Linked DNA regions of Homo sapiens: all the other regions are linked to region 1. Evidence: chromatin loops called from intact Hi-C (ENCODE). Cell type or tissue: endothelial cell of umbilical vein. All regions are shown on one strand.

The links. A loop is a pair of places that touch in the nucleus more often than their neighbours do. Peaks named below come from ENCODE experiments on the same cell type or tissue, not always from the same donor. Only the 100,000 strongest peaks of a DNase experiment are listed, where the experiment ranks them.
Region 2: a loop joins it to region 1, with 11 times the contacts of the local background. A loop is called at or near these places in 25 of 110 quality-filtered maps.
Region 3: a loop joins it to region 1, with 14 times the contacts of the local background. A loop is called at or near these places in 80 of 110 quality-filtered maps.
Region 4: a loop joins it to region 1, with 17 times the contacts of the local background. A loop is called at or near these places in 74 of 110 quality-filtered maps.
Region 5: it touches region 1 in a loop (8-fold over the local background); 10 of 110 quality-filtered maps call a loop at or near these places.

The regions. Positions count from the first base shown.
Region 1 is chr4:112,325,698-112,330,697 of GRCh38, forward strand. All of the region lies in intron 2 of ALPK1 (alpha kinase 1), which reads left to right. Among named protein-coding and RNA genes, the nearest start is that of ALPK1, 31 kb to the left of the region's middle. In endothelial cell of umbilical vein, no CTCF peak of the experiment used is centred here; a DNase peak (open chromatin) is centred at 2,374.
Region 2 is chr4:112,763,391-112,768,390 of GRCh38, forward strand. It overlaps a transcript of ANK2 not described here. Among named protein-coding and RNA genes, the nearest start is that of MIR302CHG, 120 kb to the left of the region's middle. In endothelial cell of umbilical vein, a CTCF peak has its summit at 2,415 (motif pointing left); no DNase peak of the experiment used is centred here.
Region 3 is chr4:112,521,562-112,526,561 of GRCh38, forward strand. It overlaps NEUROG2-AS1 (NEUROG2 and ZGRF1 antisense RNA 1), which reads left to right. Exons shown (of 4, transcript NR_161159.1): 2 at 3,618-3,748. Among named protein-coding and RNA genes, the nearest start is that of NEUROG2, 7.9 kb to the left of the region's middle. RefSeq lists enhancers at 1-813, 1-461 and silencers at 1,613-1,732, 2,383-2,602. In endothelial cell of umbilical vein, CTCF peaks have their summits at 1,593 (motif pointing right) and 2,505 (motif pointing left); a DNase peak (open chromatin) is centred at 1,720; H3K4me3 peaks cover 1,015 bases; H3K27me3 peaks cover 3,531 bases.
Region 4 is chr4:112,602,531-112,607,530 of GRCh38, forward strand. ZGRF1 (zinc finger GRF-type containing 1) reads right to left here. Exons shown (of 28, transcript NM_018392.5): 9 at 3,478-3,561; 10 at 994-1,167. Among named protein-coding and RNA genes, the nearest start is that of ZGRF1, 32 kb to the right of the region's middle. In endothelial cell of umbilical vein, a CTCF peak has its summit at 2,244 (motif pointing left); a DNase peak (open chromatin) is centred at 2,251.
Region 5 is chr4:112,936,445-112,941,444 of GRCh38, forward strand. It overlaps a transcript of ANK2 not described here. Among named protein-coding and RNA genes, the nearest start is that of ANK2-AS1, 110 kb to the right of the region's middle. In endothelial cell of umbilical vein, a CTCF peak has its summit at 2,227 (motif pointing left); no DNase peak of the experiment used is centred here.

The DNA.
Region 1 (5,000 bases):
TGAGCCACTGCTGTAGTATCACTGCTCTCCATCTGCTGCTCTCATAATTGGAGATTGATTGCCTCCAGGGTTCACAAATGTTTCAGGCAACCTTAAATGATTTGAGTTTTTAAGCAACCATGAATTTTTCAGGCACTCCAGGGAAGGCCTTGTTTTAAGATTCATAATTCCCCTCTTCTCTTCTGTCCCTTCTACCCTCCCAAAGGATTTCACCCAGGCTTCCCTAAGGCCCTGAGTGAGAGGCTGTGTGAGCGAGCAGTGCCTTACTCAAAGCCTCCCCTCACACTCAAACTGGTGTCTCTGGCTGAGCCATCAAAGCCTTTCCTACCTCAGCATGAGTGCCTGGCCTTCCTAGGGCTCTTTCCCCTTTCCTCAAGTTTATGGAAACCATCATCCCTTTATCTTTGAAAGTCTTTGCAGTAGAGATGATCATCATTTCTTTCACCAGTCAGTTTTTCCTTCCCAACATCCCATTTTTACATAATTTATTTTTCCTTGACTTGAGATTGTCCATGCAAACCTCCCTGCTACAAGCCCCTTTGCTGTACACCTGATTAAATGCTGGAAGGAACAAGCCATGCGTTGTGCTAAGATTTTATCTTTAAACTAAGGACGCTGCAACTGAGTTAGTTTCTGTTAAATGCTTGAGTCGAGGGGTCATGCAAAGCCATCATAAATAGGTCAGATAAAGATGGTCTACAGAGAGAAATGAAGCAGACTTTTTCTGTTTCATTTACATCTGTAGGTACTCTTGCCCCACCTACCTAGCATGGTGCCTGACACATAGTAGGCATTCAAGTCTTAATGGAATGAATAAATCATACTGTGGAGAGAGAGAAAGAAAGGGAGGCAGGCTTCCACTAACAGCTTTCCATTTCCTTGTTCTAATCCCACATGAGGACTGTCTGCATTTCCCATCCTCATGTCCATCAATACATTCCCCTTTATGCCAAAACTAGTTTGGGTGTCTTTAATTTCCTAATGGTCTTCTTAAAAAGCAACCTCCGAAGAAAAATGTGACAGAACTCCAACTTGAGGATGCTTTTGCAGAGCAGGCCTTAGCCCCTATGTGTACGTAAATCTAGGCATTGTTGATTGAACAGGGATTCATTTAGAGCCCATAGGGAGGACTCCAAATGAATAGAGGTCTGATCAGGAGGCATTTGCCAAGTTAAGCTCCAGGAAGAGGAAGAGTGGGTTACAGTTTCACCTTGGACTTCTGGAATGCTGCTGGACTAACGTGGTGGTGCAGGAGGCTTCTCTGCATTTCTGCCTGTACCCTCAGTCACTGTGCAGTAGATCAAGAAGGGTCATTCTTTCCTACTCAGTGAAGCAGTAGGGAGACGGCCCCTGCCCAGGAGAGTATATTTCAAAGTGAGGGGGAGAGGGTAGTTGAAAAGCCATAGACAGTCATTCTAGGTTTGAAATATAGAAAAATAAAATATTCAGAGACAGTGTGGTGAATTTGTTCACAGTGCAGGTTTGAAGGGAGACAGATCTGCATTCCAACACCAACTCTGCAACTTACTGACAAGCTCTGTGATCTTTAATAAACTGCATCACCTCTTGTAGCCTCAGATTTCTCATCCACAAAATGAGAATAACAAGACTTCATAAATTTGGCATAAGTAATAAACATATGTAAGTTGATAGCAAGCTAAGTGTTCAGTAAATGGTGGGTACTGTTAGGATTGTTAGTGCTTTTGTAATAAAAACATTAGTGAAAAGTGTTTTCTGTTTTGATTTTTGAAGAGACAGGGTTTCATTCACTCTGTCACCCAGGCTAGAGTGTGGCAGTGTTATCATAGCTCACTATAACCTTGAACTCCTAGGCTTAAGGGATCCCCCCGACCTCAGCCTCTGGACTAGCCAGGACTACAGGCGTGCACAACCGAGCCCTGATAATTTTTAAAAATTTTTTTTGTAGAGATGGGGTCTCTACAAACAATGTTGTCTAGGCTGGTCTCGAATTCCTGGCATCAGGTGATCCTCCTGCCTTGGCCTCCCAAAGCACTGGGATTACAGCTGTGAGCCACCAGGCCCAGCCAAAAGTGTGATACTTTTATGTTAACAAAAAAGAGTGAATTTTTCTAACAAGTTAAGAAATATGGCACTAAAACATATACTTAATAGCTCTTTTTCACTATTACCTTTTAACCCTCAATCCCTGAGTGGTAATGTAAAAGAAGAGTGCAGTCAATATCTAACAAGACAGTAGTTACGCAGTAATAGTCATCAGTTGTGGCATCAATCAAGAATTAGTAGTATCAACTCCCTGAATAGGAGGCACACGTGAATTCTCATATACAATCTTCTGAAGACCTTAAAAGCAATTTGTAAATGATATGACCTGTAGATGGCGAACTTGGATAGGGGGAATATTAAGCAATGACTAAAAAAGAAAGCAGTGGTTTTTGTTTTGTTGATGACAGGACTTAGTAAAGTCGATACATTAATAAGTTCTCTTTATGACCACAGGCCCAAAGATTCTTAGCTGACACACCAGGTTCCTTCTGTCTGTGGGCAAGAGCCCACTCGCGGTCATGCCCACTGTTGTGGGACTAGACTGCATTAGCTGCTGGTAGAAACGTTTTGGCTCTGTTCGCACTGGCTGCTAGTCACTGATACAAGAGCAAGAAGTATCAAATGGGGAAGGTAAATAGCTTTCCTGGAAGTCTCTTGGCAGGGTACAGAAATGCATACGTAACACTACTTAATTATCTGACTACATCCTACATGTCCAAAGTATCCACATCTTTTGATTTAGATAAATAGTTATACTCTCCCTTGCTGCTTGTTGCCATTGTTGAGTATTTGTTCTTCACACTGTCCAAGGCAATCCTTTAGGGACCAATTACCATCCTTTATTGACATCATTTCACTGGCTGACAGAGACTTCTGGAGTGCCACACTGGGCATTCAGGACTCCTAAGAAAGCTCTTTAATACTTTTGTGTAATCTCTATGCCTTACATGAGAAATATGAATCTTTTTTCCTTAAAATTCTACTTTGGAGGACTAGTTTTACTGTCCCGGGTCACAATTGCATATATGTGGATTTGTGGGAAAATTAGTGTGACTTCCAAAACTGTGCCTGCTCATGCAGTGGCCTGGGATGTTTTGTTGATTCTTTCAGCTGTGAAACAGCCCAACATCCCACCCAACATGATAGATTGATGACCTTGTACTACATTATAAAGCAGGGTCATTATCCCCAGAGAGCCTCGCAGCTTGTGGGTCAGGTGAAGGGACGTCACTAGGCTTCCACAGTGCCTCTGCTCCGTCATTTATCACAAGGCTGTAATCATTTTCTACACATTGGCCTCCCCACAAATGTGTGCTTCTAGAGTCCAGAAACTGTGCCGTTTTCATCCCTTTACCCTTCACATTGTGAAGCACTGGCATATAGTAGGTACCTATGAAAATGTTGAATGAATGAAAGAATAAATATACATGCTTGGGAAGAACAAGAAGGCAGGAAGGAGGAAAAATCAGTTTAGGGGAGAAAAAGAGGAAAATAATCCAAGCACTTACGGAGAATTGTACCCATATTAGACAAACATTATTCCTAAACAATAGAAAAAGAGAAAAGCTGAGTAGATTGTGTATAGTCCAATCCATTTATTTTTACCAATCAAACTCTGAAGAGACTGACTTATAACTGAAATGCTAGTTCACTGTTACCAGTGAAGAACACGTCTTTCTAGAAACTACAATGTTTGTGTTCACTGAGAACATTACCCCTGCCCAGACCCACGTATTTCACTTCTTTATTTCAAAACAAAGAAAGCCCTTGGCTCTCAGGATGAGGCCATTTTGGTTTTGGGGTAGCTTGTAAAAGCCATGAGGTTCCAGTTAACCTAAAATATGAAAGTATAAAAGTTATCAGAGAATTCAGAAATTATAAGATGTTATCTAAGGGTTGATTTGGATTTAAAGGCACCCATTAGTAGAAGGCAGACTTTAGGGGATGGGAGTGAGGAACAATCAGAAATAGGCTCTGGAAGACAGTCCAAATAAGAGCAGGAATCCATTACCCCATGGCACTGCTCATGAGGTTGACAATGGGCCATCTGACGTGAAATCACAGCAATGGTCAAGGACATGAAGACACACACAAGGGTGGGAGGGGTATAGGCCTGTCATGTCTGTACATGGTAAGTACTCAATAAATACTGGTCGAATGAACAGGCTACTGTGTGACAGAGTTGCTAAGGGGAAGCCACAAACTACTTCACTAAAGGCGCAGTTTATTTACTTACTTACGTATTTACTTAAGTACATATGAAAAGGAATTGAAGTGACATGCACTACTAAAATGTACCAAAATCCAATGTAAGCAAAAGTTAAATTGAAAAACGCTGATTAGAAACCATTTAGAATAAATGAAGAGAGCAGCTTGGGTCCTGGAAACCTGTGTTGAATGAATCATAAAGTAGAGCTTACAGAAAGTTCTGAGCTTCCAGACAACCAAGTCAAAAGAGGAACAAGCTGGATTTGTACATCTTTCATTAGTTAGTAAAGGGGTGTGTATAAGTTCCTCTGTAAATGCAGACTTATTTTTGGAACTTAATTCCAAGAAGAATTTATTGCATGGACACTTAAATAAGAGAAAGGAGACATTTGGCAACAGTTTTATAAAAGTACCTACATGTCATTTACAGCCTAAGCTATAAAGGTAATCACCACCAGTGTAGCCTGTATAAATTAATACACAACAGGGAGAGGGGAAAAAGGAAATGGGTTAAGGTATGAACATATGCACTACCACCCAAAGAGGGAAATATGAATATTGGCTACGGTCCTTGTTTTCGCAACTGGTTAAAAGGCTAGAGTTATAATCTACTAAATCTAGTACTCCCAGTGATGTGAGAGGTTCCACTCCTGCTTCTTCCCTTTGATTCCTGGACCCATGTGGCCTGTCCTTGGGTGAAACAAGACCATATATTGGTTGTTGATTCAGAGCATATACTATTTTCTCTATACCAGTACCCATGCCTT
Region 2 (5,000 bases), 440 kb after region 1:
GATAATTTTTTTGTATTTCTTTTAGTAGATACGGGGTTTCACCGTGTTAGCCAGGATGGTCTCGATCTCCTGACCTCGTGATCTGCCTGCCTCGGCCTCCCAAAGTGCTGGGATTATAAGCGTGAGCCACAGCGCCTGGCCTTTTTTTTTTCTTTTCCCCTAGTCGGAGTCTCGCTCTGTTGCCCAGGCTGGAGTGCAGTGGGGCGATCTCGGCTCACTGCAAGCTCCACCTCCCGGGTTCAGCCATTCTCCTGCCTCAACCTCTGTAGTAGCTGGGACTACAGGCGCCCGCCACGGGGCCCGACTAATTTTTTTGTATTTTTAGTAGAGACGGGGTTTCACTGTGGTCTTGATCTCCTGACCTCGTGATCCGCCCGCCTCGGCCTCCCAAAGTGCTGGGATTACAGGCGTGAGCTACCGTGCCCGACCATATGTAGCATTTTCATTGGCTTATTTGGGGAATGGTACCTCCTGGTTGTCCTATATCTCTCCTTGGATCTCTCACTCACATCTCTCTCACACTTAAAGTTTAACATAATTCCCACATATGTTCTTTCTGGCTTTTTGTTTTGAGAGGGAGTCTGGCTCTGTCGTCCAGGCTGGAGTGCAGTGGTGCCATCTTGGCTCACTGCAACCTCCGCCTCCCTGGTTCAAGCAATTCTCTGCCTCAGCCTCCTTAGTAGCTGGGATTGCAGGGGCCCGCCACCATGCCAGGCTAATTTTTTTGTATTTTTAGTAGAGACGGGGTTTCACCATCTTGGCCAGGCTGGTCTTGAACTCCTGACCTTGTGATCCGCCTGCATCGGCCTCCTAAAGTGTTGAGATTATAGGCATGAGCCACTGCGCCCGGCCCCCTCTGGCTTTCATGATTATTTTTCCTTCCACCATTTTTTCGTCCCATTGATCTCTTTTCTATTCGCTAATCTATCTTTCTGTTCTGATGCTCTCTGTATTTTTTTTTTGAGAAGAAGTTTCGTTCTTGTTGTCCAGGCTGGAACGCAATGGCCCGATCTCGGCTCATTGCAACCTCTGCCTCCTGGGTTCAAATGATTCTCCTGCCTCAGCCTCCCAAGTAGCTGGGATTATAGGTGCCCGCCACCAAGCCTGGCTAATTTTTGTATATTTAGTAGAGATGGGGTTTCACCATGTTGACCAGGCTGGTCTTGAACTTCTGACCTCAGGTGATCTACCCACCTCGGCCTCGGCCTCCCAAAGTGCTGGGATTACAGGTGTGAGCCACCGTACCTGGTCCAATTTCTTTGTATTATTTATTGCCTTTCCTTTGTATTTTGTAACTGGTCTCCTTGAAAAGTTATCTTTTTTTTTTTTTTTTTGAGACGGAGTTTCATTCTTTTTGCCCAGGCTGGAGTGCAATGGTACGATCTCAGCTCACCACAACCTCCACCTCCGGGGTTCAAGCGATTCTCCTGCCTCAGCCTCCCGAGTAGCTGGGATTACAGGCATGTGCCACCACCCTGGCTAATTTTGTATTTTTAGTAGAGACGGAGTTTCTCCATGTTGGTCAGGCTGGTCTTGAACTCCTGACCTCAGGTGATCCACCCACCTTGGCCTCCCAAAGTGCTGGGATTACAGGCGTGAGCCACCGTGCCCGGCAATGCTAGGTATTCTTTTAAGCACTTTATAAATATTAACTCAATCTTCTCAACAATGTATGAAGTAATTGTTATCTCTACTGATGAAATTGAGGTACTGAGATATTAAGCAGCTTGACATAATTGTTCATGCTGAATATACCTCTCAAAAAACATGAACATTTTTCTATGTAACTACATCAAAGAAAAGTGACAATTTCTTAATATCATCTAAGATCTAGTCTGTGTTTAAACATCCGCAATTGTCCCTAGAATGTCTTTACAGCTAAATTGTTCAAATCAGGATATAAGTAAAGTCCACACATTGCTTTTGGTTGTTTGCTTAGGCCTCTTTAATCTGAACAGTTCTCTTCCTCATCCCTTTTTTTATGACCTTTCCTTGACCTTGCCTTGTTGAGAGGGAGAACCAATTGCCTGCAGAACGTCCCCTTTTGAATTTGTAGGATCAAAGCTCTATTTCACTGTTAGCTTGTTTTAGCTCACTTCTGGCTATAGGTGGCCTCAAGCATTCTGTTTGTTTGTCCTTAATCATGTGATATTTTATAAGATTTCTTTCTACTCACTTAGCTCTTCTAAGTTCATTAAAACCCTTGCTTGCCTTTTACCTTATAATACTACATACCACTGTGTTCTGGAACAACTCCCCCCTCCCCCGCTTTTTTTTTTTTTTCCGTTCAGGACTTCTGACATGTCTTTTAGATAGTATATGTCTGAGAGCTCTAAAATTCCTAACTCTGTGTTGTCAGGGTCTGTCTTTCCCCCAACTTCACTGTTCTACATCAGCATAGTACTGCCACCTAGAGGAACTTCTGAAAATTTGTGACATTTTTCGTTTGTCACAGTGACAGTGACTGGGGGCTGTACTGGCATATATTGACCAGAGGCCACACTTGGAATCATCCTCAACAACTAAGAATTATCTTACCTAAAATGCTAATAGTGCCTAGGTTGGGAACACTATGTAGTCGATCCTAGTTAACTTACTCTCAGCATGACTGACACAATGTGATACACCAGCACGTAGTAGATGCTTAATAAATATTTGTTGCAGCTGGGCACAGTGGTTCATGCCTGTAATTCCAGCACTTTGGGAGGCTGAGGTGGGCAGATCCGAGGTCAGGAGTTCGAGACCAGCCTGGCCAATATGGTGAAACCCCATCTCTATTAAAAATACAAAAATTAGCCGGGCGTGGTGGTGCACGCCTGTAGTCCCAGCTACTTGGGAGGCTGAGGCTTGAACCTGGGAGGCGGAGGTTGCAGTGAGCCGAGATCGCACCACTGCACTCCAGCCTGGCCACAGAGCAAGACTCTGTCTCAAAAAAAAAAAAAATTTGTTGCATAAATGAATGCATTTTGAAATTTGACTTTTGTAAAGCAGACTATTTTGCCAGAAAAAAAAATTCACAAAAGTTAACTATTTTGTTAGAAATCCTTTAATTACAAGTGAGAAAAATTCAGCTTATACTGGATTATGTAATTGAAAAGTCCAGGGGTATCTGCCTTCAGAAATTGCTGGATCCTGAGGGTCAAGTGGTATTATCTATACTTAATCTCCTTTAATTTTTTGACTTTCTACTCTGGGTATTGACTTCACTTTCTGAAAGGCTTTCTCCTCAAGGTGGCGCCCAGCAGCTCAAGGCTTATATCCCTCTACCCTCAAGCCCAGCAGAAAAGATAATTCTCTTTACTCAACAGTTTAAACCCATACTTTAATCTTACCGGAGTTATTTGCAACATCTGTGCGTCTCTAAACCAATCATTGTGCCCTGATGAGATGGGGTACATTGGTGGGTCAGGCTGGATTGTGTCTTTTCCCTCACCCAAGACAGGAATTGAGTTAGCCCACCTGATCCAGATGCCTTTATCAGAAGAGGGAATGGATGCTGAGCAGGAAACAAACCACACACATTTCCACTGTACAAACCATCACTCTACAAAATATCACAAAAGTATCCATTCAGTCACTGTCACCTGTGCTAGGCACAGATTTTAAAAGTATAATTATGCAATGTAATTTTAATGTAATTTTACAGTATTGCTCATATATTTTGAATATCTTATGATGTAAAGCATCATCTCTTTCTTACCACAAAACTAGAAACTAAGGGATATTCCAAACAAAACTGAATCCTTTAATTAAATTCCACAGGTATTTCTTAAGGCCTACTTTTGTTATCAAATTCCTAGTAAAATAATTGCAGAGCAATTCAAGATAGTATGTATCAAAATGCTAAATTTAATCTGACTTCTAAAATGAGGGGCAGACAGTATGTTCTGCCAGTCGCGGTGGCTCACGCTTGTAATCCTAGAACTTTGGGAGGCTGAGGTGGGCAAATCACTTGAGGTCAGGAGTTCGAGACCAGCCTGGGCAACATGGTGAAACCCCGTCTCTACTAAAAATACAAACATTAGCCGGGTGTGGTGGCATGTGTCTGTAGTCCCAGCTACTCGGGAGGCTGAAGCAGGAGAATCGCTTGAATGCAGGAGATCAAGGTTGCAGTGAGCTGAGATTGTGTCACTGCACTCCAGCCTGGCACTGGGTGTCAGAGCGAGACCCTGTCTCAATAAATAAATAAATAAATAAATAAATAAATAATAAAACATGGTGCAGACAGTACCCTAGGCCCGCTAGGCTTTGCCTATGGGGAAAGTGAATGGGCAGCAGGAAATAATATTTATAGACAATGTTATCTCTCTGAATATATGTTATGAGTATGTAGCTGCTGTTGTTAAAAATTAAATGTCTATTAATAGTATTTTTGGCCACTGTTATTTAGCAGATACCAAGAGAAACTCATTTTTTAACTTAAAAAGGACTTAATTGCCTCAAAAAGGCTGGGATTTCTGATTCAGGCAATCAAATATTCTTGTTACAGAGATACCTTTTCCCATCTCTCTCATCCTCTCCCAAGTCTGAAATACCTCCCTCTGCCTTTTACTGGAAAAAATCAGAGGAAGAAGAGAGTATGGCTAGAAAGGCAGGTGAAGGAGAAAACAAAGGGAGAAGGAGACAGGGAGAGGGAAAAGAAGAAGAAATATAGGAAGACGAAGTTGATATGCAAGATTTGTTGAGTGGCTGTTGTTTAACAGGAAAGGTCATGTGGGCATGAGGGGGTGTTTCACTTTATATATTGTCCTTTATGTTTACATTGATATTACTCCATAATCAATAGTCAAATACATTTCAGTCCTCATCCCAACTGAACTCAGAAGCATTTGGTACTATTGTTCATGCTTTCTTTCTTGGAATTGTCTTTTTCATTTTTTTGAGATAAGGTCTCACTCTGTCACCCAGGCTGGAGTGCAGTGGCACTATCTTGGCTCACTACAACCTCTGTCTCCTGGGCTCAAGAGATCTTCCCATCTCAGCCTCCCAAGTAGCTGGGA
Region 3 (5,000 bases), 200 kb after region 1:
CAAAAAGGGACATTGGCTATCCAGGGGAAAGTGCAAGAAAGAGAGCACTAATCGCTGAACCAGGAGACAAACACGATTACCAGCTCCGAGCCTTGAGTCAGAAAGTCTCATAGACTTTAAGATGTTAATCCCCAGCATAATCCTTCCTTTGGCGTGTAGGAATAGTGCAGCCACAAGAGTTGTTTTGTTATTTATATTGGCGTTTAATAAAACTCAGCCAGTGGTGAATGGGCTGCCCACTCTCCAATGGTAATTAATTCCCTATTTCAGTGACCCAATTGTCCTGGGACAGAGCGGTGGGCCCGTCCCAGTGCCCCGATCCCCCTTTGTGCGGATACACTGCCCTCGTGCTTCAACAGCTATGGAAACTCATTCTTTTGATGTCATTCAAGGAGTTTTCCTTGGGCATCTTCTAAACTTCAAGGACCCTTTTCTTTCTGCGTTTCATGAAAAGCAGTGCGAGCTTGACCACCTCTGTAGAATTTAATGATTTGGTGAAAGGGCCCTTTGGGATTTGTGTAAGGAGTTAGACAGAGAGAAAGGAAATTTGGCAGCCTGCTCCCTCGCAGGGACCGTCCCTAACCTGGAAAACACAGAACTTTGAGAAATGGATAAAGATCTTGAAAGCTGATTTTCCCTCTCCTTTCCCCACTAAGGAAAAAAAAATACCCAAAACAAACAAAACAAAACTTAATTCTCTTCTGGAAATAAATGTATCGTTTATTGTTGCTGATACAAATTAAAAGGGTGATGTTGAGGTAAATAAGTTCGAATCTTTAGCAGAGACTCTTCCTTAATCTGTACCTTTTGGGAAAAGGATATCAGTTTATTACTTTAATTGATTCATTGAATCATTTCTCCTTCCTACATTCAAACTACACTTAATGAACACCCAGTGTATGTCAAACACTGTACTAGGCCCAGGAAACACCGACGCACAAGACGCACATTCCTACCCCCACAGAGCTTACATTCAAAAGGTATTAAAAATCGTTTTAGTGGTCGGGCACGCGGTGGCTCATGCCTGTAATCCCAGCGCGTTGGGAGGCCGAGATCGCTTGAGCTCAGGAGTTTGAGACCAGCCTAGGCAACAGGGCAAATCTGTGTCTCAAAAAAAAAAAAAAAAAAAAAAAATTAGCCAGGCTTGGTGGTACGTGCCTGTAATCCCAGCTACTCGGGAGGCTGAGGTGGGAGAATCACTTGAGCCCGGAAACGGGAGGTTGCAATGAGACGAGATCGCACCACTGCACTCCAGCCTGGGCAATAGAGTGAGACCGTGTCTACAGAAAAAAATTGTTTTATATATCAGAAAAGGATACGTGTATGTAACAATAAAACTGTGTAATGCAATAGTGTTGGGAGACGGGGGTATGGTTTATTTTCAGGGATCTAAAGATATACTTTAGAATCTAAAACATTGGGGGTTGACACTTATTGCTGATTTATCCATTCTTTCTTTCCCCCCGAAGTATTTCTCGAGCGCCTACCGAGTGCCAGGCGCCTAGCGAGGCGCAGCGTTAGCACCAGGCGCGAACCAGACAGCTGTGGCCTGCCTGGTAGAAACGACCCTGCGATAACGCAGTTGCTAGTACAGCTCTCGGCGGAGGAGCCAGGGCCGGGTCTCCAGGCCGGGAGGGGGCGGCCGCGGTGCGCCCGGGCAGCGCTCCCTGCGCAAGTAGTTCTTCTATGTCTTTACACGCACTTCCAAAAAAACTTCGCAAGTCACAGAAACAATTCAGAATTCAACTAAGAAAATACAGAGTGAACCATATGGCCTGGGTGGCTCGAGTCGGCTGCATTTTCCTCCAGACAAAGAAGGGATTGAGGGTTGAAGGAAAGGAGAAAAAAAACCAACTTTCCGGCTGATGAAGCTGTTGTCTGGAGGCAATGATCCCAAATCTGAAGGCTTTATTCCGGCTCCGACGGAGACGTGATATGTCATATGATTAGCATCTTTCATATTTACAAGAGTGGTATGGGCTGCCAATCTTGAGAGAAAGGCGAGAGAAAGAAGGGGGCATATGCTGAAATGGATTTAGCATTTGAAAGAGAGAAAGGAGATCGGATAAATACACTTAAACGAGGATTTAGTTTTACTCCTGTTGAGTTCTAATAGATTGTTGATTGAGATTTTAGGGGCCTGGAACCGAGGTGTCAGCAGTAATTTAAAGAAGGTATTCAGTCCGCCAGCGTCTCTTTTCTCCGTTTCCCCCTTCCACCCCTCCCACCCCTCCCTCATTTACGCCTTCAAGCAGTATGGGGGCGGAGAAGACTTTTAAAACAAAACACAAAACAAGATCTTTTGCGAGAGCGGTGTCCGAGGGAGCCGGAGCGCTGACAGGTGTGCAGGAGGCGCCCCCTACAGCCTGCTGCCCCTCTCGGGGTTACACTCCCTTCCTGCCGCACCTGAGCGTTTTCAGGACGCGCTCTGGTCCTGGAGGGCCGGGCCCGCCCGAGGGCAGCCGATTCACGGCGGGCGCGCTGCGAAGTCGGGGCGCCCCCTGGTGGGGCACGGAGGTCGAGGGGGTATCCTGAGAGCACCGCGGGGCTTCGGGGCCGCGGGGGAGCTCCCAAGACAGCCGGCCACCGGGGGACAGTGGATTTGGGGTCTCCTCGAGGTCGGTCCGGGGACGCCCTCTGGGAAGCTTCACCTGCGGCTCAGGTTACAAACGCACAGTGCCCAGCCACGTCCTCACCTGCAGTTTCAAAAGCCGAAAGAAACAAACACAAAACACCTCCCCTAGGGTTCTGATAGTTGCCAAGTTTAAGAACAACCGGATTTAAGCCCCACGGGTTTCGTTTTCTTTTGTTTTGAGGATTTAGCAAATCAGCTAGAAGTGACGCCAAGACCCAATAGGCTGGGGAAAAGGACTTGGTCTCCAGGCTCAAAAGGACTCAGATGCACTGAGTGGGTACAGACTTTGTGTATTATATCATGTCTGTACAGATGTTTTCTTTACGCACCCAGAGCCACGTTCAGATTCATTCTCCAGACTGCTTGTCGTTCCCCCAGTACATTTTAATTATCATCCGAATTGGTATTTGATGTTCATTTTTAGCTAGATGTCCCGAGTGTAAAACGTTGGGCGGGGACAGAGAGGCGTTCAGCATCATTTGCCTTAGGCCTTAGTTCATGGGTCCAGACACCCAAACTTCTATTTCCGCTCGCCATTTTCATCTGTTTCCCACTTGACTTTACTTGTCCTTAACTTCGTCAACAAATTACTGTGCTTTCCCAAGGATCTAAGGTAACTTAAGGACTTACCATTTTACCACTTTACCTGTTAATTGGAACGAATTTAAGTTGCCCACATTTATCAACAGTAGAGACTAATAATACATTATACAATAGTTTACTACAAAATTTTGGTAGTAAATGTATTTACATATAATTGCTACAATAACAAAATGTCATGCAGACATTAAAATTATATTTCTGATGGATATTTAATTTTTTAATCTCATAATGTTTAGTATGACCCCAGTTTATAGATATTTGTATCTAAATGATTGGACAGACATATAAGCTCATACATCCTAGAGTGAAAAATATATTCATAGTGGTTTTTTTTCCATTGAGTAGTGGTAAGTTAAGTTTTTATCTCTGTGTTTTCTAGGTAAATACTGGAACATTCATAATCAGAAGTTGTTATTTTTTAAAATGCCAGCCTTCTGGAGAATGCCTTTTCTTTTGTAGTCTCTGTCAAACATTGGAAGGAAATTTCAGTTCAGAGATGTCTGAAGTGGGGTAAGTTATATCGTAGAACTCATCCACAGTTAAAATTAAGGCCCCAGGAGTTGAGCCATTTGCACTGACATGGGATACTGTAATTTTAAGACAAACGTTTAAAACTCATTCTTGAACTATCAATGGAAACACTGTTGTAGAGAAGAGGAACATACATTGCAATTTCAGTATTCTTGTTAAATCAAAATTCCTGGGGCTGGACAGAGAAAGGAAAGCTCCTCAATGCTGGATCACATAACTTTTCAGAGAGATGAGACCTCATCATAGGGTTCTGGTGGATTTCTAAAGAAATACTTGATTTTTTTTGTTTGTTTGTTTTTGTTTTTTGAGACAGGGTCTTGCTCTGTCACCCAGGCTGGAGTGCAGTGGCATCATCCCACTCAATGCAACTTCCTCCTTCCAGGTTCAAGCGATTCTCCCACCTCAGCCTCCAGAGTAGCTGTAACTACAGACAGCACCACCACACCCTGCTAATTTTTGTATTTTTAGTAGAGACGGGGTTTCACCATGTTGTCCAGGCTGGACTCGAACTCTTGGGCTCAAGTGATCTGTCTGCTTCAGCTTCCCAAAGTGCTGGGATTACAGGCATGATCCTCTGTGCCCAGCCAGATTAAAAAAAAAAAAAAAAAGTCTCAAAGTAATACATTCCTTTATTTAATAACACTTGCCAGCGGGAAATTCTTTGTGTCTAATCTTTCTTAAATGTGTTTCTTCTTGACCTGCCCTCAGCCATAATTAAAAACTTTCCTTTTTCATTTTGTGCTTGGAAATATAGCATCTATGGCTACTGTTTTAAAAATAATCAGGATTCAGAAAATACTTGATTCTGAGTTTTGCTTTCCTATGTTGTTAGGCTTTTGGCTTTCTCTGTGACAGAAGCCATCTTTATCCTGAAGGACACAACTGTGGGTTTCTATTTAACTGCATTTTTATAGCACCAGTCACCACGCTGAAACTATGTTGTATTATTGTTGGGTGCATGAGACAGCAGGACTGAGAATAAGAGAAAGGAAAGGATTTGCAAGAGGATAATGGCATTCTTCTCAGCAAATTCTCTTTTTCTCCAGGGTTTTTATTTTTGAGGATTTGAGGCTTCATTTTCTCTTGAAGGAAGAAAAAGATTAATCTCACAATACAATAATGTACAGAAAAATCAAGATACCTTTCTAAGGCTATATGGTAAAAGTCTACTAAGAAATTTTGTAAAAACAAAATAGACTAGAAATAAAAAATAAAACTCTATGTCAATATT
Region 4 (5,000 bases), 280 kb after region 1:
GGTAATATAACCAACATAAGTATGTCACGCATGTGTGTATATGTACATGTTCATGATGGTACTTGAATGTTCACAGCAGCAGTATCTGTAATAGTCCCTTAACACAAATAACACAAACATCTGAAGAATGGATAAATTGGGATATATTTATGCAACAGAATACTACACCAGCAATTAAAATGAATAAATTATAGCCACAGGCAACAACATAAATGAATTTCAGAATTGCAATATTAAACAAAAGAGGGCAGACACAAAGAATACACTGTGTATGATTCTATTTATATAAAGTTTTAAAAGCAAAACTAATAGATGGTTATAAGTCAAGACAGTGGATATCTTAGGGAAAAGTGAAAAGGGTAGTGATTGAAAAGGGGCAGAAGGAGAGCTTCTGAGATGCTGAGAATGCTCTATTTGTTAAAGGTGGAGGTTATATGAGTATGCTTTGTGATGATTTACTTATTTCATATATGTATTATGCTTTTTTTTCTTTATTTCTTCTCATATGTATTATGCTTTGACAAAAAGGGAAATTTAAAAAAAAATCTCTTTGATGAACACTGTTTCAAATACATGCTTATCATTCTAACCTCATGACCTCTATTTTCATCCCCAGAAATCTGCCTTTGGTAGCAACTAGAGGTACTCAGTGTCATATTTAAAGAGAGAAGGGAAATATCAGAAGAAAAAAAATCTATTAGATGTTAAACAGGTGAGTATTTTCTTTGTGTAATGTACCTGTTTGCTTTTGTCATGAATTTATAGTCTTCTCTGAAGTGAAAAGTAATCTGTTAAACTCCCAATGTTAAAAAAGTAATACATCTTTCAAGTAAAATACTTTTGTTATTTAGTTTTGAGATATTATGCTTCTTGTCAATTTACTGTACTCCTTTTTAACTTATAACTGTATAAACAACTATACTATTTTCACAAAATGTAGTATTAACATAAAGAAAATGATTTGGCAAAATGCAACTATAAAAATATTTTTACCTGCAAGAAGTCAATCTGCATACACGTGCTAGGTAACTCTGGTGTCTCTGTCATAAAGTTTTCATACTCAGTGCTATCTGGAAACTGACTGCATCCTAGCTGTGAGCTGTGTCCTCTGACCATTACACCACTAGTAGCTGATCCTTTTACTTGATGTCCTTGAAACTCAACAGGCTACAGGTAAATTATTAAAAATAAGAACTGCATAACTATATGTTGACATATATATTCACAAAGTAAACACACAGAATACAATACATAATTCAGCTTTTTATTACAGGAACTATTGTAAATACCAGGAACTAATGCTGAAAACCGGGAAATTCTCCTATTATCCTAAAACATACGTTATGGGTAACAAATTCAAAGTGCATCGATTTAACTACATTTAAGTTCAACATTAAAAAGTATGATTTAGGCTGGGCATGGTGGCTCACATCTGTAATTCCTGCACTTTGGGAGGCCAAGGTGGGTGGATCACTTGAGGTCAGGAGTTCAAGATCAGCCTGACCAACATGGTGAAACCCCATCTCTACTAAAAATATAAAAAATTAGCCAGGCGTGGTGGTGCACGCCTGTAATCTCAGCTACTCGGGAGGCTGAGGCCGGAGAATTGCTTGAACCAAGGAGTTGGAGGTTGCAGTGAGCTGAGATCACGCCACTGCACTCCAGCCTGGGTGACATAGAGAGATTCCATCTCAAAAAAAAAAAAGTATGATTTATAGCCAATGAGGGGGAAACAAATGAATAAGTATAATTTTATTACAAGCATAAAGATGAGTATAATAATAATAGCTAATTAAACCAGAAATATTTAGTTGCTTCTCAATGCTTCCACTATATATTATACAACTATGCATTACATACAATACTATATATTATAGACTCACAACTTCATACTTCAATGAAGTTTTTCCTTATTTCTGTACTAATTGTACTGTAAGCCCCTTGTGAGCAGAGATGTTTTGCTTCATCTAGGTACCACACAGTACTTGGTATACAGGAAGCAATAAATAAACAGCCAGTAACAGAAAGGGAACAATGAGAAAGAATGCAAACAGCATTTCTCTTTACTTAGGGGTTTTGTAAAATATCAGGCTCAACTGCAGGATGGGTGGTGGACTCTCTGCCTCTCAGTAGAAAGATGTGATATCCTACTGCTCTGAGAGCAAAAGCCTAAGAGTGTGATTCCAATGTAGACATGTTCCTTAGACAGGCTCTTTCACTCAGTCTGTTTTCAGGCTTCAAATGGCTTTCTCTGCTGCCCCCTGGAGGGTTCTAGGATTTTTTACTCCATACAAAGTAAAGCTTACCCAAAATGTGGAAAAATAAGACTGTAACAGAGTCAAAGGAATGTAGGTAAAGGATTAATTCATTTTTAACTAACAAAATGACAGTAATATATAATTTGAATATACTCTTATTCAAAAATGAAGAACTGTAAATCACACATTTGAAAGAAAAATCTAATTTAAATGCCCCTTTAATAGGACTTTGGTGGAAAATATTCTTCTGAATTTAAAAATAAACATTGCAATAAAAATGAGTCTCAACTGTTAAAGATTCTGTATATTTCTGCTTCTGCTTTGTCTGATGGGTAATGTATACTCCCCACAAGGAAACAGGTACATTACCTCCCCCACTTTTTTTTTTTTGAGACAGAGTTTCGTTCTGTCACCCAGGCTGGAGTGCAGTGGCACAATGTTGGCTCGCTGCAACCTCCACCTCCCAGGTTCAAGTGATTCTCATGCCTCAGCCTCCAGAGTAGCTGGGACTACAGGTGTGTACCACCACACCCAGCTAGTTTTTGTATTTTTAGTAGAAACGGGGTTTTGCCATGTTGACCAGGCTGGTCTCGAACTCCTGGCCTCAAGTGATCCACCCGCCTTGGCCTCCCAAAGTACTGGGATTACAGGCATGAGTCACCATGCCTGGCCAAAATAGGTACCTTGCCTTCTATGCTGCCATGTAGATCTCTTCCAGAGGTGTGTTGGGTTTTAGGAGTAGAACTGCTATTTACAAAACCCATCCATTTTTATGCTGTTGTCTTTGTTAATTTTTGATATAGAATAGGTAGCACTACTTAGATGTTGGTTACGTATACTTCTATATACTCAGAAGTATAAGTGGCAGAATAGACTATAATAAGTTAAAGGGTATAAAGATACTCATTTTGTTCCCCACAGAGTATTCATTAATTTTACTCTACATGGCTTTGTGTCCAACCCCTAGAGTATCCTATGTACGGAAGGATAATGTAAACACTGTTATTATTAGCTCATTAGTAGTATAGAGAAAGTTTAAGACCAAAAAGGGGGGCAGGAGTCATTAAATAGTTTTTCTTGTTCTTAAAACCAGACTTATTTATTATGCTACTAACCTTCTGCCTGTGAAAACTCTGATACTTGTTTTTTTGTTTTTTTGTTTTAAACAGAAAAGAAAATGTAGTTGGTTAAATAAATCGATGTTCTTCACAAATTTTACCTTAGGGTCACAGGTTTTTCTCTCTATTTGTTTAGGAATAACAGCTTGAAAAGCAGTCTCTTCTTTACTTCCCGAGGAAGAGAACTAGGATAAAATATGAATAAGTTATCTAGTTAGCTAGAATAGTTTCACAGGTGATTCATGATTTTGATGGAAAAATAATTGCAAAACTTAAGTTTGCCCTGTGAAAACACACTTGCCATCTCTATCTTGCTTCTGTCTACACACACATACAAGCTAGCTCTCCCTGGCAAAGGGGTACTTTAGCAGGTAAGTCACTATGCTAATTAATTTGAAAACTTAGCACATTAGAAAATTCTGATTCTAAATTTTTAATTAAATCTTTGAACACTAGAAAAAAATGCCAGGTATAACTGGGTGCAGTGGCTTACGCCTGTAATCCCAGCACTTTGGGAGGACGAGGCAGGCAGATCACCTCAGGTCAGGAGTTCGAGACCAGCCTGACCACCATGGAGGAACCCCATCTCTACTAAAAATACAAAATTAGCCTGGCGTGGTGGCACATGCCTGTAATCCCAGCTACTCAGGAGGCTGAGGCAGAATTGCTTGAACCCTGGAGGCAGAGATTGTGGTGAGCTGAGATCACGCCATTGCACTCCAGCCTGGCCAACAAAGCAAAACTCCGTCTCAAAAAAAAAAAAAATAGAAAAAGAAAAAAATGCCAGGTACATAATAAATCACCTGTCAAACCTAATACTATGTTAATGCAGATCATCTATTTTAAAATTAGTAAGAAATGAAAGGAAGAAAAATTGAAAAAGTGTAATTGACTATTTGAAGAATGAATCATCTCCTAGCAATCACAAAACACGATACTGACAACAGCAACAAGTCATTTTTAGTTCATCAAGTAATATACAAAATAACCATAATTTTTCATATGACTTGGATAGACACAGAAAATGAATTCAACTACAAAAGTAATTGTTTAAATGTTTAACAAATATGAAGAAAAAACACTTCCCCAACAGACCAGAGATAAAGTAGTATATTTCTTCAAATAATGGTCACTTTCCTTTAATAACACTTATATATAAGCACAACTGCCAACCAAGTAGCTCTTAAAAATATTCAACCTATATTTTAGAATTAGAATTTTTTCTTTTTTTTTTAAGAGACAGGGTCTTGCTCTGTCACCCAGGCTGGAGTGCAGTGGCGCAATCGTTGTTCACTGAAGCCTTGACCTCTGGGATCAAGTAATCCTCCTGCTTCAACCTCTTGAGTAACTGGGACTACAAGCATGTGCCACCATGCCACCTAATTATTTTTATTTAAAAAAATTTTTTTTAGAGTTGGAGTCTCACTGTATTGCCCACACTGATCTCAAACTCCTGGCCTCAAATGATACCCCTGTCTTGGCTTCCCAAAGTGTTGGGATTACCCGTGTGAGCCACTGTGCCAAGCCAGAATTACAATTTTCTAATATACAGTTTTCAAAATTAATTCGCATACTACCTTCTCGCAAGAATAGCTCTTTTGCAATATGTAGTTAATTATACTTT
Region 5 (5,000 bases), 610 kb after region 1:
AAGCGATCCTCCTGCCTCAGCCTCCTGAGTAGCTGGGATTACAGGCGCGTGCCACCACACCTGGCTAATTTTTGTATTTTTAGTAGAGATAGGGTTTTACCATGTGGATCAGGCTGGTCTCGAACTCCAGACCTCGTAATCTGCCTGCCTCGGCTTCCCAAAGTGCTGGGATTACAGGCGTGAGCCACCACGCCCGGCCAGCATTATCCATTTTTAAACTCGTTTTAGTCTTGCAAACTTATGAGGTACTATTACTATTCCTATTTCACCAAGATGGAGGTCAATAATCTACACAGATCATGTTCCAAACTACTATACCAATAAAGTTTATTTATAATTTTTTTTTTGTTTGTTTGTTTTTTGAGACAAGGTCTCACTCTGTTGCCCAGGCTGTAGTGCAGTGGCGTGATCATAGCTCATTGCAGCCTCAATCTCCGGGGCTCAAGTGATTCTCCACTTCGGCCTCCCAAGAAGTTGGGACTACAGGCATGCACCATCGTGCCTGGCTAATTTTTTTAGTTTTTATTTTTAGCAGAGACAAGGTCTTACTGTGTTGCTCAGGCTGGTCTTGGACTGAACTCAAGCAATCCTCCCGCCTCTGCCTCCCAAAGTGCTGGAATCATAGACATGAGCCATCACGCCTGGCCTACTTATAGTTTTTAAGCACTTTTAAAATTTTTGTCCAACAAATAGATCTGAATTTGGTTCTGAAAGCTTACAAGTATCCTAGCAGGGGATCGAAGGATGGGTAAATTAGTGATGGGTGACAAAAATCTCACCTTCCATGACTTACCTTTTGGATGGCAGGCTCTATATGGAAGCGGCTATAAAAGTACTCAAGATATGTGAGTATAGAATTTCTTTGTAAAACCACAATTATTGTCTTTTTTTTTTTTTTTTGAGACACAGTCTTGCTTTCTCCACCAGGCTGGAGTACAGTGGTGCGATCTTGGCTCACTGCAACCCTCTGCCTCCTGGGTTCAAGTGATTCTCATGCTTCAGCCTCCTGAGTAGCTGGGATTACAGGCACCTGCCACCACCTCCAGATAATTTTTGTGTTTTTAGTAGAGACTGGGTTTCGCCATGTTGGCCAGGCTGGTCTCCAACTCCTGACCTCAGGTGATCCACCCGCCTCGGCCTCCCAAAGTGCTGATATTACAGGCGTGAGCCACCGCGCCCGGCCTTATTACCTTTTTTGACTTGGACATTTTTCGGTCTGATTAGTTTGGTTTCCTTGCCTGAAGCAGTTACATTCATTATTGTTATGCTCTGAAGAAATTCCTATTCTTTAGGCCTAGCCTACCCTGAAGGTCTATTGGCTATGATGTTTTCAGTGGTACAAGAGACCCTCAAATAGCTCATGTAATGGATATGGCTTATAGAATTGAGGTGGTCCTTAGAAAAGATGGCCTCTGCAACTTATTAGCTGTCTTAGTGGCCTTGGGCAAGTTATTCCATCTTTTTATAACAGTTTCCCCAGCTGTGAATGAAAATAATAATAGAATCTAACTCATAGTGTTGTTATGAGTATGAATGAATATTTTAAAACACTTGGAACAGTTTATTATACATAGTGGGCACAAAGTTAAAAAAATAAGTTGAAAAATACTATTTACTATATTCATAATCCCCCAAACCATGCATTTTCTCTTAACCAAAATGTCATGTTAGAATCATGTGACTACATGTGTCCACAATAGCACTTTCACAGAGTTTAAATCATTTCATCTTTATAAGACCCTCTCAGGTGAGTAAAGATGTATTACTCTATGTTTTTCTAACGAGAAACTGAGGTTCATGGTGATTTGGTGAGTTACCCCTGGTGACTCATCTTAAGTGGATTAAAGGTGAACTAAAGCTAGGACTTGAACACACATCTCTAGATTCCTTCTCCAGACTTCTTTTTTCCATCATTCTGTACTATTTCTTTTCAGGAGTTCTGTTCATTCATGGTGAGGAATCTATCTACCGCTATATGTGTTGGGGTATGATTAAGATCATGCCTGAACTGTCTTATGAGAGAAGGTGGTATGTTCCAGCAATCTACTTTTATCTAATCTTTCTGTATATTTTTTGTTTTCCCCAAAATGATATATTTTAAGCTGTATTTTGGTCATCCCAAAAATCAAGTAATGGCAAAATTAAAGCAAACAAAAAGAATGCATTCCAGTGGAGGCAAGCTAAGTAAATTTTTATTCGGCTCAATCAGACATTGCCACCTAGTGGATTACTTCTAGATAGCAGAGATAAGAAAAGATTTAGAGGAGGCTTGAAGATATAAATGAAGAATGCTGAAATAAATAGAGAATGAAGAAAGGGGAGATTTAAGACATGGGTCTGTTTACCACTTTAGAGTCTCTAGTACCCTTTTAACAGCTCATCACTGAAATGTTACCCTAGGATGTAAACTCCATGAAGGTAAAAATTTTTCTGTTCTGTTGACTACTGTGTCTCCAGAATCTAGAACAGTACCTGCCACATAGCAGGAACTCAGTGAATTAATGTGAAAGTTGATTTCTTATATTTAAAATAAAAAGATTATTTACATTTTTCCTTTCACTGGAAATTTTTTTATAATTCATATATGAAAACAAGTTTGTCAGAGTTGGTTTTCTTTTTTGTGCGTTATAGTTTTGTACCCTAGCTACTATTGTAAAGTTAGTATGCTAATATTGTGTGAAACTTAAAACAAATATTTTATTTTAAAATTGTAATGGTTTATGGAAATATTTTCATGGCTATTTTGTTAAGTTTGCTTGCCTCTTAGAAATGAGAAAGCTAATAGACATATTAGTGAAGTCAAATTTAGAAGAAACTACAAATTTTAAAAAGTATCAGGGAATAGTTCATTCTTTCTTTCTTTATTTTTATTTATTTATTTTGAGACGGAGTTTCACTCTTGTTGCCCAGGCTGGAGTGCAGTGGTGTGATCTCGGCTCGCTGCAGCCTCCGCCTCCCTTGTTCAAGCGATTCTCCTGTCTCAGCCTCCCAAGTAGCTGGGATTACAGGCGTGTGCCACCATGCCTGGCTAATTTTTTTTTTGTATTTTTAGTAGAGACAGGGTTTCGCCATGTTGGCCAGGCTGGTCTCAACCTCCTGACCTCAGGTGATCCTCCTGCCTCAGCCTCCCAAAGTGCTGGGATTACAGGCTTAAGCCACCATGCCCGGCCAGTTCATTCTTTAAAAATACAATTTTATTTTAAAGTTGGACATTCATTAAAATGACTCATAATTCAAGAATTGCAAAAAGGCATACTGTGAAAAATCTCCCTCCTTATATCTGTCTTCCAGCTACCCAATGCCCTTCCTGGAAGCCACCAAGGTTATCTTTCCATGTGTTCTTCCTGAGACTTCTTAGGTGTTTGCCTGTTTATGAGCTATTACTATAAGTAGCAACTATACAAATTATACCTATTATTCTAAAGAACAAAATTTGATGTAAAACTTAGAGTTGTTTCAACGATCATAATATGCTTTCAGTTATTAACAAAAATGTCAGTCTTTTTTGAATGAAAAATACCATTTGGTATCCCTTTGATTATATTTAAATGACAGTTCTTATTTTAGCTTTGTCAGTTGTTTAAGTTAGTTTTATAATAAATTTGTATTTGTATATAAATTATTCACACAGATTCCCAGTATGTTGGTTGACAGTTTTACTAGGTCATAAACTTCCACCATGTCATCTCGCGTTTCCATTGCCTTAGTAATTTGCTGCAATCACTACAGCAAACAAGAAAAACACAATTACAGGCATTTTACTTTCATATCAAATATTTATTTGCCTAGTAGGCCAATTTTGGCTTAATTTCTTAATTTTGCTATTAAGAAAATGGTAAAGGAAAGTCAGATACGTATTAATTTGAGAAGCCGTTCTTAAATACTCTTATAAGCCTAAAACTGTGCTAGGAACTGTAGAAATCACCTAATTAACTTAGAACATTTGTGGGACAAATTCTACCTAGGGACACACAATAAAAGGAGCTAGTGACATTAAAAAATTTGGCTCTATCTGAACACACACAGAGAAGATCTAATTATTTTTAAAAAATTACAGACATGAGATCACTTTCACTGCTGTACTTGGTTATAATGAGAAGTGATGTTATTAGCATTTTTCAGACTCTCTCAAATGCCAGAGGCATTGTGTAGAAAATTAGAGTAGCCATCAGTATCATGCTGTTGAATAACTGCTGTAGGATTTTATTTAGCATACAAACCTCTGAACCATAACTACAATGCTAGCTCAGTATTTACATTTTTAAACAAAAAGACCCAAAGTGAAGGAATCTATTGCAAATCTGTAAACTCTTTTTTGCATGAAAAAATATAATTTTTAGTTGAGGCAGCTTAAAGCTCATTGATTTGTTCCTGAGGCATCTATTTTCTCTTGATGAAAGCACAGCCGAACAGGGATTCTCGTGTCAAAGAGTATGATTTATTTATGTTCTGAATCACAGCCGCTAATGCTCACATTTCTATTAAAAACTTAACATCTATGGGAGAAAGGGACAAATACTTTCAAGTTCCTCATGAGGTTGTTGATAAGATTCTGGCATTTTTAAAGTTGAGAAAACACACTGAAAAATTGTGAGAAGAGTTTGGCTACTTTAGCATAAAAGTTACTAAATGCACCTTTAAGATGTTCATATTCTTCCTTTATACTGTACTCTATTAAAATCATATGGGTAGAAGAATAGTTAATATGAGAAAATGTTCATGTTATTTTGTTGCCTAAAAAAGGATATTAAAAAAGAACATTTAACTATATGAACCTAATTCGGTTAAAAAGATTTATATATCTTTTCATAAAAGATACAGAAAAGATATATAGGTATATATATAAAGATATATAAATTTATGTATTTATAAAAGATATATAAATATACTACATATAAAAAGTTATATATTAAATATATTATATATAATATACATATTAAAAAGAGTATGAACTATATGAACCTAATTAGTTAAAAAGATATATTTTTTGTATATATACA